Linked DNA regions of Mus musculus: region 2 is linked to region 1. The links are chromatin loops, found by intact Hi-C in ENCODE. Cell type or tissue: gastrocnemius. All regions are shown on one strand.

Region 1 (8,000 bases):
ATCCTCAGAGAAACACTAAGTACTGGGAGATACAAAGTCCACCTCTCATGAATCCTTCACATGTAACCTTAGGTGAAACCTTCCTTATTTAATGTGCCACTGAAAAGAACCTATAACTCATGAGCACCTGAATTATGAGCATCCATATAAAAGCTGGGAGTGTGCATGCATAACATAAGTTCTGAAGGATGGAGGCAGGTAGATTCTGTGGGTTCGATGACCAGACAGTCAAAGTCATGAGCTCCACATTCAGTGTGAGATTCTATCTCAAAAACAGAAGGTGGAAAGGGATTCAAGAAGACATTTCAACACCAGCCTCTGGTCTCCACATGTACCCACACAGGCAAGGTCATCCCCACATGAGTATACACACACACACACACACACACACACACACACACACACACACACAGAGAGAGAGAGAGAGAGAGAGAGAGAGAGAGAGAGAGAGAGAGAGAGAGAGAACAGCTACAGCTAGCTACAATGATTCTCTAACCCAGGCCATTAGTCCACAGCAGATAATGTTAATAGATAGCTGAAGTTATTTTTCTATGTACCCTAGGGAGCTCCTCCTATCCACTAAGGTATGAAAATAAAATGTAGCACACCTCTTTCCAGAAGTCCTTTCTTTAAACACTTGTATTCTGGAGAGAAGCTGGAAATGACAATAAGCTGACCTTCCTGGGGGCCAGGAATTAATAGAAAACCAAGTACACACACACACACACACACACACACACACACACACACAGAGAGAGAGAGAGAGAGAGAGAGAGAGAGAGAGAGAGAGAGAGAGTTAGTTCACTACAGCATCCGGTGGTTTCTCTTAACGAATTCTTTCCCAGAATCCTTAACTCAAGAATCCCTTATATCAATGTGTATACTTATTGCCTTATAGCATGCAAAGTGGCCATAATTTCATCTGTCCTTGATGATTTAGCAGTGGCCTTGTCCAGATAATAAAGGAAGGTTCCACATAATTGACACTTCGATGATCAAGATCTGGAACAACTATAAAATCAAACTGCTAGGCCAAGGAGACAGTTTGGTCTTTCAGACTTGACTGTGATCCACATAAGAACTAAAGTTTATCTGGGTATGTTGGCATGAGTCCGTGATCCAAGCATTCAGGAAACTAGGCAGTGAGATCACTGTGTTCTTTGGATCAGCCTGGCATACTAGCCAATGCCAGGCCAGCCTAGGCTAGAATGTAAGATGCTGTCTTGGGGAAAATAAGAGAACAAAAAAGAAATAAGATTTATACTGAATCTCTTTACACACACACACACACACACACACACACACACACATTCATGTATTAAATGGCTTCTTAAACCCACACTTAGCTTCACTATGAACAGACATATATATTCTATTTTATGCATTTCAGTTTTTAATGGCTGATTGTGGATCACTAGATTCGTCTTAGTATCTCGCTGTCTGACAAACCTTATATTAGCACTTGGGTTTGTATCAACGGGGGCCTACATGTAATTCCAGAGGCAAAGACTGTAAGCCAATATAAATTCAATTAAGAGAAAGCAAAGAGCAGCTAGAGAAATAGCACAGAGGTTAAGAGACCCATCTGCTCTTCCGAGGTCCTGAGTTCAATTCCCAGCAACCACATGGTGGCTCACAACCATCTGTAACAGGATCTGATGCCCTGTTTTGGTGTGTCTAAAGTGTACTTATATAAAAATAAATAAATTGAGGGTGGGGAGGTGGGTGTGGATGGGTGGGTGGAGTAACACTCATAGAAGCAGGGGGAAGGAGAATAGGATAGGGGGTTTTTGGGAGGGGGGAACCAGGAAAGGGGATATCATTTGAAATATAAATAAAGAAAATATCCAATAAAAAATTTAACTGTTAATGCATAAATAAATAAATAAATAAATCTCTCCAAAAAAAGAGAATGTGAAGAGTCAGGTATAGTCACACACCTGTTATTGCACTAGGGAGCCTGAAGAAGGTAGATTCCAAAATTCAAGCTAGTCAGAGGTACATAAGGAGGCTGTGGGCTACTTAAAAAGACACTATTTCGGATGAAAAAAAAACAATGGAAAAAAAGATGAAAGGCTGTGATGTTTTCATGAATTGAAGAAGAAGGAGGAGTTTAGGGTTGCTCTTGGTTCTTTCCCCTTCACATACTTGACCAGGTAATGCAGTAGAGAAAGCAAATTCTCCCCAGCACCATTCAACAGATACAGGTACTGAGGCCTCTCTAGTGGCTCCAACACTGTTTTAAGAGATAGACAACACTCTTGGGTCTGGGGCAATTCGTTATCTTAGGACAGACCTGTAGCATATTGTAACATTGACACATTCTTTGCATAAAATAAGCAAAATGTCACGTTTCATCACTCAAGTGTCACACATTAAAAACCCAAGTATATTTTAGGCACTTCACCACATACATAAAATAAGTTCCTATCAATGGGAGCTTACTGTGTTACTGGGTTGCATAGCACTGCTGTCCAGGGAAAATAAAGTCTTTGCAACTAGGAGAAAACTGTTGGCAGCCACACATGCTGGCAAACTGCTGGGTCCATATGCACACAGAAAGATTTCCTCCTATCGGCAGGGGCTTCCAGTCCCATGAGGAAAGATGCTGTGTTTTAAGAGGCAGCAGGAAACTCAGCATCCTTACCAATCACTAAGTAACATATGAAGGAAGAAAAGCCCTGTGGACCTGGCTCCCTCCTGGGAATCTGGTATTGAATTGTAGCAACAACTGGCAGGGCATTTCTAAGTTTCAGGCCAAGGACATCAAATTATACATCACTTAGAATAGACCAGCTTTAAGCACATACACCAGACACAAACTGGAAGGAGTATTAAAAGGAAGCAAACATAGCCAGGGGTCACAAGATTAAAGTGACTTTTGAGTCACTGTATTCAAAAGAACGTATAGGTCACATGAAACTGAAACACCACTTCTGGAATTTTACAGGAAGAAGATTGGCCTATCAGAGCACCCAAAGGCCAGTTTTTAAGATACCGGAATGCAGCAGTAAGCGGAAATCCTAGCCAGACACAGGAGCTTCCAGTGCAGCAGAGTAAGGAAACACCTTCCAGAAAGTCAGGAGGAATCAATGAGCCTGCACTAGTAAGATGTTCTTTCTTAAAGCCACAGGGTTTGTAGCATCTTGGCTAGCTTCTCTGCATTTCTTTCAACAGGACTATACCTTTATTGTAGAAGGTACAGGGGACAAAAGCTTGCTGATCCACTGACCCTGAGTCTGTGACTCACTTAAACTTCCAAAAAGAAAGGGAGAAAAAAGAAGAAAAGAAAGACAGAATTGCAGTCAGCCCTAGTTAATGTGCATAAATAAATTTATTGGTGCTGCTATTAGGGCATTAAAAAAGTACTATCTAAACACGAATAACAAAATCCTTTGCTAGAAATGAGATGGTTGCAACGAACCTTGCACAGTGGGGCTTCATAAAAGGAAGGCCTGAATTGCATCTCTGAAATTCCTAATGCAGAGTCCATGATGACAAAGAGCCCGCATGGCTGCTGTAAGAGTTGTACAGACAGCTGCAGTACAGTCTCGCTCTGCTGCTGGCTGTTGTGAAAACTAGGGCAAGTGGCCTATTCTCTGTCTCAGTGTCCCTGTCTATTAAATGATGATAGCATTACTGCAATTACCGTGACTCACAAAGCTGTACTGACAACTAAATGAGGTTCTCACTCCATGGTGAATGTTAAGGTACTTTGAGGCATATAGTAAACAATTGAGAGATAGTATTATCATTATTCCTTTAGATGATTATAAAGTGGAATTTATTTTCATCAATCAATAAATATTTTATTTATTTCTGGAAACAAAATAGTATCAGTACTCATCAATAGAGATAGGAAAGAGTGTCTCTTTCTTAAGAAACATCATCCAATGTCTCTTTCATCTTCCTTAGGAAATGAAACTATTACAGAAGGTCACATTATGGCACTGCCTGTCCCCCAAAGTCTTACCATCACTTCAGAAGAACCATTTCATAATACTTTCTTCCCTTGGAGGTCCCCTGGCCTCTTCTAGAACCCCTTGCTTCCAAGCTAATGTGGACAAATTCAAACTCGATCATGGTGTGTGTTGTTTAGCATGTATTTAAAACCAGTTTCAGAATGGATTAGCTGGCCTGTCTCATGTCTAAGCTTCAGAATTCCAGTTGAAGATGTAATCTATTTCTCGCAAGGGAAGTCATAAGTCACAGATGTGCCCATCCAATACACAGTTGTGAAAGGACAAGGACAGGAAGGACAATCTGAAGCAGCAGCATTCAAGGTCACTGCCTGCATGTTCAGCAGGAATTCAGAAGCAGACCTTTGTCCTCTCCCTGGAGTGCCTCATCTGGCTTTCGAGTTGCTTTGGCTCTAGATAAATGTCCCTACTTTATGCTTTGCAGAGAGCTTATTTCCTGGTCCCCACTTGACCAAGGCTTACCAGGCTCTGCTCTCAAGCAGCAGTTTAGCAGTATCAGTTTGCTGAGGTTCAAGAGCTTGTTTTTATACTTCGGAATCTCTATGCTCATGTTCATGAGAGGCTGGGAAAGAATTCGTTACGAGAAACCACCGGATGCTGTAGTGAACTGGGTCAAAGTGAGGTTCTTCGCAAAATGGAGAAAATGGGCATGATCAAATCTCAAAATGTACACGTATGGGGATGTCACGGTGAAATCCATTAATCTGCACCATTAATAGGTTAATTGTAATAAAATGTTCACTAAAATAAAACAATAAGAAAACCAAATTAGCAGATCAGTATATACTGAGGAACAGCGTATAATTGGTCATAGAATAAACATAAGAAAGAAACCTGGGGTTTGAGAGATGACTCAACAGTAAGAAGGCCTTGTTTTGCTGCAGATACCTGGACTCAGTTCCTAGCACCCCTGGCTCAAACGTCAACACAGGTATGGCTTAGAAATAATTTATTTTGAAAAAGTCAACTAGACATGTTGTTGGAGCAGTTAAATAGAGAGGGTGAATTTCAGGCAAAGTGAACAAAAGATGCACTAACCAAGAATTCTATAGCTCAGGTAGATACGGTTTACCATCATTGCTACATACACAAAATGCTGCTTAACAGTCTGGGGCAGTTTTAGCATGTGGTGCTCTTGAAGCTTCAATAACATTAGCACAATTAGAAGGGGAATAGTTTACATCAATTAATCAATTACTCCAATTAATGAAGTTCTAAATTTAGAATCCATCCCCTAGAGGATGTCCTCTGTATAATGCCTCTTTCTTCTCCATACTTTACTATGGGGCAGGCCATAAGAGCTAGTAATACAAAAAATAATTACAAATGATATGTTAAATTTGTAAAATAGCATAGAAAGCCTTTGGAAATTTTACATATGGTAAAGAAGGTTTTCTTAGGATAGTGTCACACCATGAAAAACCTTAGAGGGTTAGAGAAATACACATGCCCTTACATTGAGGCTATGAAATCAGACAGACAAGGAGCAATCACATCCCATCCCATGCCTCACATTACGGGAACAAGAGATAAATAAGATGTCTTGAAACTATAAGAATGACTTTATTGCAAACCCTAAATTCTGGGTGAACAACAAAAATATAAAAGTGTAAAACTATGCTTGTTGAAATAGTCTCTATGTAAATAGGGGGTCAATCAAGATTCCCTAAGGAAGGCAGCAATTCAAAGCCATACCCACACCAGTTCCACTGCTCTAAGGAGTTCTATGAACTTTATATCCTAAGATGTACTGAAAGCATCTCCATTAAGATGTCAGAATTAAAATCTGACTCATAGCCAATGTTTAAAGATTCAACTGAAGTCAACAAATAGATAGGAATGCCATGACATATACACATAAACTTTTACTCAGCCGCAAAGAAAATTGATACTGTGTGATTTCGACTTAAGTAGACTGCCAATCACCATATTAGGGGCTATTAGTCAGACTCTGAAAGACAAGTGTTATTGTTGCATTCATATGTGTTGTCTAGATTTTAGTGTGTGTGTGTTGAAAGCAAATGGGAGATTATTTAGGAAGGAGAAGAGGTATTGGGGGTCAAGAGAGGCTAAGAGGAGGTATATCTGATCAAAGAACATGATTTACATATATTGTATGCTACACACAAACCGATTCTTTCTGCAGTGAATTTGTGCTAATAAAAACGATGAAGAAATAAAACCACAATCTAGATGGCTGACAAGCAAACTAAAGAGTCAAGTGGAAAGATGTGTACTTCAAGTTTGATTGAATAAAAATTTAGAACAATTTATTTAAAGCCAGTTCATATTTTAAGAATTATATCCATAGTTAATTGATCATTTACTATCTAATATAAGAGGAAAAACATCTGTTCTTCCTCTTTTCCCCCCAAATACTTGTCTAAGTGGGCAGTACAAATAAGAAGGCAAGGGTTTGAGATTATTCCTGTTCTTGGTGCTCTGTTTCTGCTCACTCTGGGCACAGGGAACCATGAGCTCTACTCACTTGTCATCACAGATGCGACAGTGCTGTGCCATTTTGTGTCTCTGTCATAGGATTCTTCTCTAGGAATTTCAGATATAAAAGGAGATCATCTGGAAAGACTTTGGGGTGGTGGTGGTACACACATGTAATCCCACTTAGCACTAGGGAACTTAGGGAGTTTGAAGAAAGCCTAGGATACATGAAAGACCTAGTCTCAAAAAAGCCAGAAGAAAGACAAAAGGATAGACTATCCAGAGACTACCCCACCCAGGGATATATCCCATAATCAGCCACCAAACCCAGACACTATTGCATATGCCAGAAAGATTTTGCTGAAGGGACCCTGTTATAGCTGTCTCGTATGAGGCTCTGCCAGTGCCTGGCAAATACAGAAGTGGATGCTCACAGTCATCTATAAAATGGAACACAGGGCCCCCAATGGAGAAGCTAGAGAAAGCACCCAAGGAGCTGAAGGGGTCTGCAACCCTATAGGTGGAACAACAATATGAACTAATCAGTACCCCCAGAGCTCGTGTCTCTAGCTGCATATGAAGCAGAAGACGGCCTAGTCGACCATCACTGGGAAGAGAGGCCCTTGATATTGCAAACCTTATATGCCCCATTACAGGGGAATGCCAGGGCCACGAAGCGGGAGTGGGTGGGTAGGGGAGCAGGGCGGAGGGAGTGTATAGGGAACTTTCAGAATAGCATCTGAAATGTATATAAAGAAAATATCTAGTAATTAAAAAAAAGAGTCGATGAGAAAAATACTCAAAAAAAGCCAGACCTAAACAAAAACAAAAAAACTAAATGATGAATCAACAAACAAACAAACAAAACAAGAGAAATTGCTAAAGGTGGAAGGGATAACAGGGAAGAAGAGCATGCTAGCTCTCTAAATCACCTAAAGGCATACAGTAAATTAAACATGATGATAGCAGAAGATACCAAAGCAACGCACTATACATATTTGGTCCTCCTTTGTATGCTTGCATTTTTAAAATGATATTACAGCAAGAATGCTCTAATTCCCAAAAGTTCTCACATCCAGACCAAATACGCCCAACTTTGAATCTAGATGGAGATAAATTCAGTCATTCTGAATTTAAATTTCTATTTGAAAAAGTGGAAAGCCTTCAGACGATTCGTTGTTAGGAGAAGCCTCCATTGTCCCCATACTGTAAGTATATGGCTTGTTGATTTTCCAAAAGCATTAATGGAAAGAAATTTTAAAAAGCCACCATGTACTTTCAACAATTACCATATTTGGTAACAAAAAATCAAAACCACAACATAAAGTTAGCAATATATGACAGCACTTTTAGCTTACATGAAGCATATAATCATTTACTAAAATGATTTGAAATGCTTTAGAATATATCTTAAGAAAAACTAAAATCATAAATTAGCATTATCATTATTATTTGTCCCCTTTCCCCTTAGCAACACTCTAATGAAAATTCTACTGAAACTGTCCCCTTTCAAGCATCACCACAAGTGTCCTAAGCCTTCCATAGTATAAGATAGTAAGTTACGAGCCAACCATTCTAATC
Region 2 (8,000 bases), 54 kb after region 1:
AGCTGTCACAAAGCTCATGTGATAAATTTTATAACCATCAATCACTGTCATTGACTACCTCTCCCAAGTAGCTCCATAGATGGGCCATTTGCTCCAGCAGAACACAGGGGAATTTAAGGAATTGATCACATCCCTACACTGATGAGGGATTGCTAATACATATTAGACTTTTAATAAATTACTTTCAAGAAATTGTTTTTTTACATTTTAACCTCTAATTTCAACATTCAGTCTAATTTTAAAAAATCCATAATACTCTTAACTTTTACAAAAATGCCTAGTAAATAAGGCCTCTTGTAATACAGACTCTGTGTAAGGAGCTAATCTGATCGTTTTACTTTTTTTGTTTTTTAACATGTGCCATACCAGCTTTAAAGAAACAAACTGTTACGTGACTTCACATTTGGAAAAATATTCAAGGAAATAACCTCCCCTCAAGACAAGACCAAAAGTACTCAAAGCATTAATAGCTTATCAATTATTCTACAACTCCCAATTCTGTAAAGGGAGACAAGGCAACAAAATGCTTTATGACAGGCAAAATAGTGGTTGAGAATAATCTGAGCAACCGATGTTCAACTCATAATGGTTAGGGCAAAATAAGATGTCTCTTAGGGGAAAAAATGAAATACAGACCCAAATTGATCTAAGAATGGATAGCACAGATATGAAAATATACTTCTCCATTATGAACTATGAAGATACACAATGGAAACACTACAATACTATCACACGTCTGCTAGGCTGGAAGAATATTGAGTAGATTAGCCAGAACATGTGAAGAACTACAGTTCTCACCGATCTATATCACTTTCAAAATCAAGGGGAGGGGTTTGCTTTCTTTTCTTTTGTTTCTCGATTCCTTCTCTGTTTTTCCTTCCACTTTGGCGTATTTTTGTACATTATGAAAACGAAATAGTCTTCCATGCCTTCTGATCACACAGGAGGACCAACTCCAGGGAAAGTCAAGAAGAAAGTAAAACATCTCCATAGAACTGCCTAGAGCACGGGGTAGAGGAGCGAAAGTCTGTATCACAGTGACTTAGTAGCTTCTGGAAGGGACAACAATTTAACTACACTATTACTTGATTTTTAATTAAAGTAGACAAATATTTTACATTTCTTCCACAAAACAAAAGATTTCATCTCAGGCACAAGACACCCAACCAGTTAGCCATACCCAAACCTATACCTGAATAGCACTAACTAGGAAAAATGGAATTCTGTGTGTTTGGGATGCTTTTTATCTACACTACGAGGAAGATATGAAAACAAAGGCTACAAGAGAATTGGAAGTGCTTTGGTGGTCAAGAGCACGAGGTGCTTTTCCTGTAGGCGTTCTTAAGTTCATAATTTCAAAACAATTTGATTGGTGTCACATAACAGATTAACTCTAGAGCTGGTAGTATTAAAACAAATCAATCTAACAAAGAGATTCAATTGACAATGGCTTTAGGATAATTAAAGCGTGAACTGATGCTTAATAGACAATTTCAGATGGCAAACAGGCAAGGAGGATTTGAGAGACTTAACATTGTGTACATAAGCCTCCATGTGGACCAGATCTACAACTGAAAAACATTAGCCGTAAACAATCATTGAGCGACAACTCTATTTCATGTCAAAATGTTTTTCTTGTCATTACAAAGAAGGGTGCCAATTACCCAAAATGAGGTTCCTGTGCTCTGCTTTGTTTTTCCTGTTACAAGAATTCATCTTTAGGAGGGCAAATCTGGCCCAGCTGTCAATAGGAGTCAAGTAATAGCAATCAAACAATAAATTGACTTCTAAATTACTTGCTTCAGCTCAGATAACTGGGGTAATCAGCTTAACAATGGATAGCAAATACCAGAAATCACACTGGGTTCTGAACTATCTCAATCTACATTCTGAGCCTCCTTACCCCTCAGGTTTCAACTTAAATGCCACCTCCTTAGAGAGCTTTTGTGATATCTCTATTACTAGGGCCCTATACCATCACTTCTTGAACTATTCCTTTGGAGCACTCACCGCCGCTTGAAGTGTTATTCTTTCTCTCCGTGTTTATTGTCTATTTCCTACCTTCTCACCAGATCACCTTGTTCATTTGGTCCAACTGAATCCTAGCACTTAGCATTTAACAGGCCCTCGATATTCTGAGCATAAATATTCTCTCTGGCATAAAAGCAGAGAATGAGGAAAGCTGACAGGCAAGCAAATAAATGGTTAAATGATTACTATACAAGCAGAATATAATAGCTGGGCAAAGTTGAGAGAGAGAGAGAGAGAGAGAGAGAGAGAGAGAGAGAGAGAGAGAGAGAGAGAGGGCAGGGAAAGTTTACAAATGGCTTCCTAGGGACTGTGATCACTGAATAAACTCTTGAAGACTAGTAAGATTTAGTAACCAGAGAACTGGAGACAGTGACCTGAATGGAAGCTAAAAATAGGAAAGGGAATGAGGCTGTGTGGGGATATTAATGTTTTATCAGCAGGCAAAAAATTTGAACTTGGTTTTATAGGTTTTATAATGGCTGTTTTCTTTTTCAATTTGGCTTTAAAAAAAACAAATTGCTTGTTTAGAATAAAAATCACAAACAGGAGTGAAATGAAGGGATTTGGAGTAGGGGTCTAAATCGCTGTGATGGTCCAAGACCAAGAGCAAGATGGTAGCACTGGTTTTACTGTTGTCATGGTCTCTGGACAATATAGATGAAAATGAATTGGCAATGCAATGGAGAGAAGGGATTGGATGTAAATGCTTTCCAAGGTCACTCCCAGATAAAATTCTAAAGGATTAGAAAGCTCTCAGTCTGTCTGCTTTGGGCAGACTTAAAGACTAGGTACAGCCATGCCTGTCAATTAAAATCTCTCAAATCTTTAAAAACAAAACAAAACAAACAAACAAACAAACAAAAAATACTCAACAGGACTTGGTGATCTGTACTACATGAATGAGAAGACAGCCAAACATCAGTCAGTGGCTCTCAGCCTCCCTCATGCTGCAACCCTTTAATAAAGTTGCTCAAGTTTTGGTGACCCCCCACCATAACATGATTTTTGTTGGTACTTGAGCGGTTAGTACTGTATGAATCATAATGTAAATATCTGATATGTAGAGTGTTTGATATGTGACCCCTAAAGGGTCAGGACCCAAGTTCAGAACCGCTGATTTACGGCAACTGGCTACAACAGATAAGAGAGAGATTTGACAAAGCTAGAAATGAGATGGGGGGGGGGAATTAAAGACAAATTCCATGTTTTAGTCGCTGGAAATAAGCACAGGGAACTACTTTACAGTTAAAACAAAAAAGCAATACAACTCTACATACGCTGCTCAGTTCAGGTTTAATTTGAATGAAGGTTTCTGTCTCTGGCTCATGACACCAGTCTACCAATAGTTTTAAATACTCTTTAAAATTTTATGCTTATTTATTTTGTGTGGGGTGGGGACATTCTAAGCATGAGTACAGAAGTCATATAAGGATAACTTTTGAAGTCATAAAAGAGGATAACGTTTGAGATTGAGTGCGCTCTCTCTCTCTCTCTCTCTCTCTCTCTCTCTCTCTTTACCTTAAGGGTCCTAAGGATCAGACCATTTACTGAATAAGCCATTCAGCTGGCCCTACAAATAGATTTTTTTTAAAACAAAATATTCCAAAATCCTTATTAATCAAATCTTTACAATTAAAGAGGCTTGATGTAGAGGGAAGTCAGAGGATCCAAACATAATGTAGTATTTACTCTCTCTTTCTCTTTCTCTCTCTCTCTCTCTGTGTGTGTGTGTATTACTGCTATCATAGAATTGGTTTTACAAGCAAAAAAATAGAGATGTCTATCTACAAATGTCTTTTTTTTGAAACTGGAATTTAGCAGCATTGGGAAATTTCTGTTTTTGAACTAGACTTTATCCAGTGTTCTCCAGTCCCTTAAGCTCGTCTCATCAGAGATAACACAGCCAATTAACCTTATACAGGCAAGAATTCCTGTCACTATTCACAGAAATTAGGAATGGTCAGGTTTGTTTTCCCCCCTAAAAGCAGATACAGAGAGTGGAAACAAGATCACATCAACAGGCAAAGCCTGAGTTGGCAGCTGTGCAAATGAGCCTTATCTGTGTGTCCATGTGTGGATTAGATAACAGCTTAGCTAGTGTCAGCTCCAAAGGAAAATGCCTGACAGTTCCCACTGCCTTTAGCACTCTTCAGGGCAAAGGCAGGGGGAAAAGTTGCATCTCTAGCAGTTTTTACTTCTTTGGTTTCCGGCTGTTCAAAGTGGTCTGGGGCTTGTTGCCATAGGAATCAGTTTCATATGTCGACTATATTTTATAGCAGTGGGATAAATAATATTCATGTGCTTTGGAGCAACAATTTAGAATCTTTAAGGCATAAGATAATTTAATCTTAAATGACAGTCAGAGTATCATCTACCCAGTGGAAATTCTCAGGACTTTTGATGCCTTATCTAACTTACATCAACCATGAACTAAAAAGGAAAAAAAGGAAGATTCGTTATAGACTCAGACTTTTGAAAGAAAAGCAGGAGTTGTTGCTTAGTTGTTGACAAGAAGAGTGTATCTCCTATTAGGGTTCCTTATCCTGTATCCCCAGTCTGCAAAGTATTGTTATTCTTACTAGGAAAACTGAAGCTTGGAGCTATAAGGACAGAAAAAAATGGGAATACTTCCAAAACTATAAACCAAAATAACCAGAGACACTAGAGCTGTAAACTTGGATCATTCTGGAAATTAGAAGATTTCTTTCTTGTACAGGAAATTTTTGCCAGTCCATAGGAGCAAAAACAATTTTTCTTTTTTGCAGGAAAGCAAATTGATGACTAAGAAAGGACTCAAAGAGTAACCTCTAATCATCTCCAAAGGCTTACCCTGGAGAAATGTGCTTCTGGAAACAGGACACTGGGCCCAAGAAGGGTGAAGAGGTCTATAACAAAAACCCCTTTCAGGCATGACTGTGGGCCACACTCTGGACGTCAGGGGACTTCCTCTCAAAATAAGGAACAGTAATTACTACCTCAGCAAGTTTGCATGAGGACTAAACAAGATAACACATGTTAAATGGTCAACCTTATCCTTGCCTTTACTAACTGCTCAATAATCATACAGCAGTAGTTGGGTTCATAGCAATATCACCACCTTGATCTAATCCAGTGATCTTCGTAGAGTAGATACTGTTGCTGCCAGCAGTCATGATTCTCATGTTTGATCCATATGGACAACACAGCCCTTTTCTCCATTCAAGTCATAATAGTCCACTTGGAGACAAAAATAATCTAATCAAGGAGAAAATACCATCCCCTTCCAAACTGCCAAATAAAACACCTAGAAGCTAACAGGGTAAAGTCTATCTTGAATTTGTTTTTTCTAACTGTCAGAAAATAGGATCAAAATGCATAAAAATTGAATTGATTAATGTTAATGTTCAATACGCTATATTGGAGACACTTAAACTTACACAGTAAGGAAATATATGGTATACACATGTGTGTGTTTGTAGCTAAACTTTAATCAAATTTTACTTCTTATAAGTAAACATAAAAGGCCCCAATGAAGGAAAAAAATGAATGGACAACGACATATCACACAACAAATGAACTAGGGATTCACAGATTTCTATAAAGGAAGAGATAGCAAATACTCTATATTTTCCAAGGCATACAGCAAAGGAGTGAAGACCATCCTATCCCAAAGATGCTCACTGGTTATTGATCATTTTGATCTAGTAACATCTGAGACACTGTAGCTTCAGAAGAACTGTCTAACTGGCCTCTTTGTACAGGAAGCAAACCATAAAGATTCCTTTGGGAGGGGGAAGTATACCCAAACCAGAATGAGAACTAACCCACAATCACTGGGGAGCCATGCCACAATGGACTCATACAAATAAACCTAGTGAAATAGCCCTTATCTTTCACTAGCTTTACACCCTCTATATGTCTCCTAATTACATCACTAGAATTCATTATCCCCTGTCAAGATCACCTTGTCCCATCACTAACTCCAGTATTTACTGGTACTTGTTTTAAAAATCTAAAAGCTTTCTGTTTTGATCATGTCTTCAGACCATTGCTCTCTTGTGACAGTTCAGCATATATGTAAAGTCAACACAGTGTGAATATATATATATTTTCCTGTTAATCTGCCTTGTGTCAACTTGGCTAAATTCTTAGCCTCAGCCAAAAAATCACATTATTGAAGTAGGATTGGCTAAGGTGTTCTTCATCCTTCTCCACAACAATCTTTTGTGACAGCTGTCATGGCATGAAAGCATCCATCAACTACACATGAAGCTTGTTTCCAAAAAGAGATGTCTGTACACTACTGCAGATGCCAGCAAGATTTTGATGAAAGGACCCTGATATAGCTGTCTCGTGTGAGGCTTTGCCAGTGCCTGGCAAATACAGAAGTGGATGCTCACAGTCATCTATAGGATGAAACACAGGGCCCCCAATGTAGGAGCTAGCGAAAGTACCCAAGGAGCTGAAGGGGTCTGCAACCCTATAGGTGGAACAACAATATGAACTAACCAGTACCCCCAGAGCTCATGTCTCTAGCTGCATATGTAGCAGAAGATGGCCTACTCAGCCATCATTGGGAAGAGAGGCCCCTTGGTCTAGCAAACTTTATATGCCCCAGTAATGCCAGGGCCAAGAAGTAGGAGTGAGTGGGTAGGGGAGCAGGGCAGGGGGAGGGTATAGGGGATAGCATTTGAAATGTAAATTAAGAAAATATATAATAAAAATTTTTTAAAAAGAGATGTCTGTAGATTTGGTTCATGGAAAATCCCTAAGGTTGAGCCTCATCTATTAACATGGAAACGTGACAGAATATGTTAAACCAAAATGCTAAGATTCAAGGCAATATGCTTAGAATGATTTATTTATGTGGACTTTAAAAATATAAAAATAATGCTTTATAGCAATTATGGGGATATATATATGTGTATATACATATATATGATTAAATATGTACAAAATAGACTCAACTAATGAACTATATTTAAGACAGAGAGGACAGGATAGGGCACTGAGTGTAAAATTTTCATATTTCTTTAAGAACTAGTTGCTTAAGGCAAAAATAGCATAACGATAAGATCTGATAGAGCTGATTGGCAGGCAATTATATTATTTCCTTAAATTATATTTATAATATAGCACAGAAAGTTAATGCCCAAAAGGAACAGACATTTTCCTTTATTTTGAAGAGACTTAAGACTTAGAAAGAATCAAGTTAAATTTGGTTTTGCTCTTCATTTACTCAACCCAATAAGAGAGGATCGAGCTGATAAACTGTTCCATGATAAATGAAATGATATATGTTTAAAAAGCACTCCATATTTGAGAAATAAAATCAGATAGGATGTAATATATAGAATGTCTTAAGCATTTCTTGCTTTCTTCATTATAAAAGTAACACCTTCTATATGCAATGCTAGTTGAAGCCTTGGAAAACACACCAAAAGGGAACCCATAAAGTATTTTGCCTCTTAGCCATAAGTGCTAACATTGTGTGTGGAGACCTCTTCAGTAACTGTTCCATGCACTTATTTTTCTTTACAAAAGCAGCATGTCATATACCATGCTGTTTGCTTAGACTACTCATTTGAATACCTTCTTAATTGGAGTGTTCATTTATGAGCCTCTCTTTTTCTATATTTATTTTAAAGATATTTGAGATGCTCTATCCAGAGCTCACTCCCAACATCTCATACTTTGTCCTGTGTTCCTGACAATATGGAGCAGTGCATTTCTTTTCCAGTGGTCATTAGACTTTAAGGAAGGCCCCTCCACCACCCACCATCACTGACTGTAAGTAGGCATTGAGGCACCTCTCAAAGAGTTACCTGTCTGAAAGCATGTATAACCCCATCAGGGTGGGCAATACCACTGTATTCTAGGCACCCCCTTCTTTTTTAAAAAAGTACAACATACAAAGCAATTACTTGTTTGTCCTTGAAACATCTTTGAAGAATACAAACCTAAAGAACTTCAAAGCTCACTCTCCAAAA

Evidence for each region. Hi-C counts contacts between places; a loop is a spot of excess contacts. Peaks named below come from ENCODE experiments on the same cell type or tissue, not always from the same donor. Only the 100,000 strongest peaks of a DNase experiment are listed, where the experiment ranks them.
Region 2: it touches region 1 in a loop (4-fold over the local background); 2 of 42 quality-filtered maps call a loop at or near these places.

What each region holds. Positions count from the first base shown.
Region 1 is chrX:10,553,360-10,561,359 of GRCm38, reverse strand. The region is part of intron 1 of Tspan7 (tetraspanin 7); the gene reads right to left. Among named protein-coding and RNA genes, the nearest start is that of Tspan7, 72 kb to the right of the region's middle. In gastrocnemius, no CTCF peak of the experiment used is centred here; no DNase peak of the experiment used is centred here; H3K27ac peaks cover 1,109 bases.
Region 2 is chrX:10,498,901-10,506,900 of GRCm38, reverse strand. The region is part of intron 1 of Tspan7 (tetraspanin 7); the gene reads right to left. Among named protein-coding and RNA genes, the nearest start is that of Tspan7, 18 kb to the right of the region's middle. In gastrocnemius, no CTCF peak of the experiment used is centred here; no DNase peak of the experiment used is centred here; H3K27ac peaks cover 3,604 bases.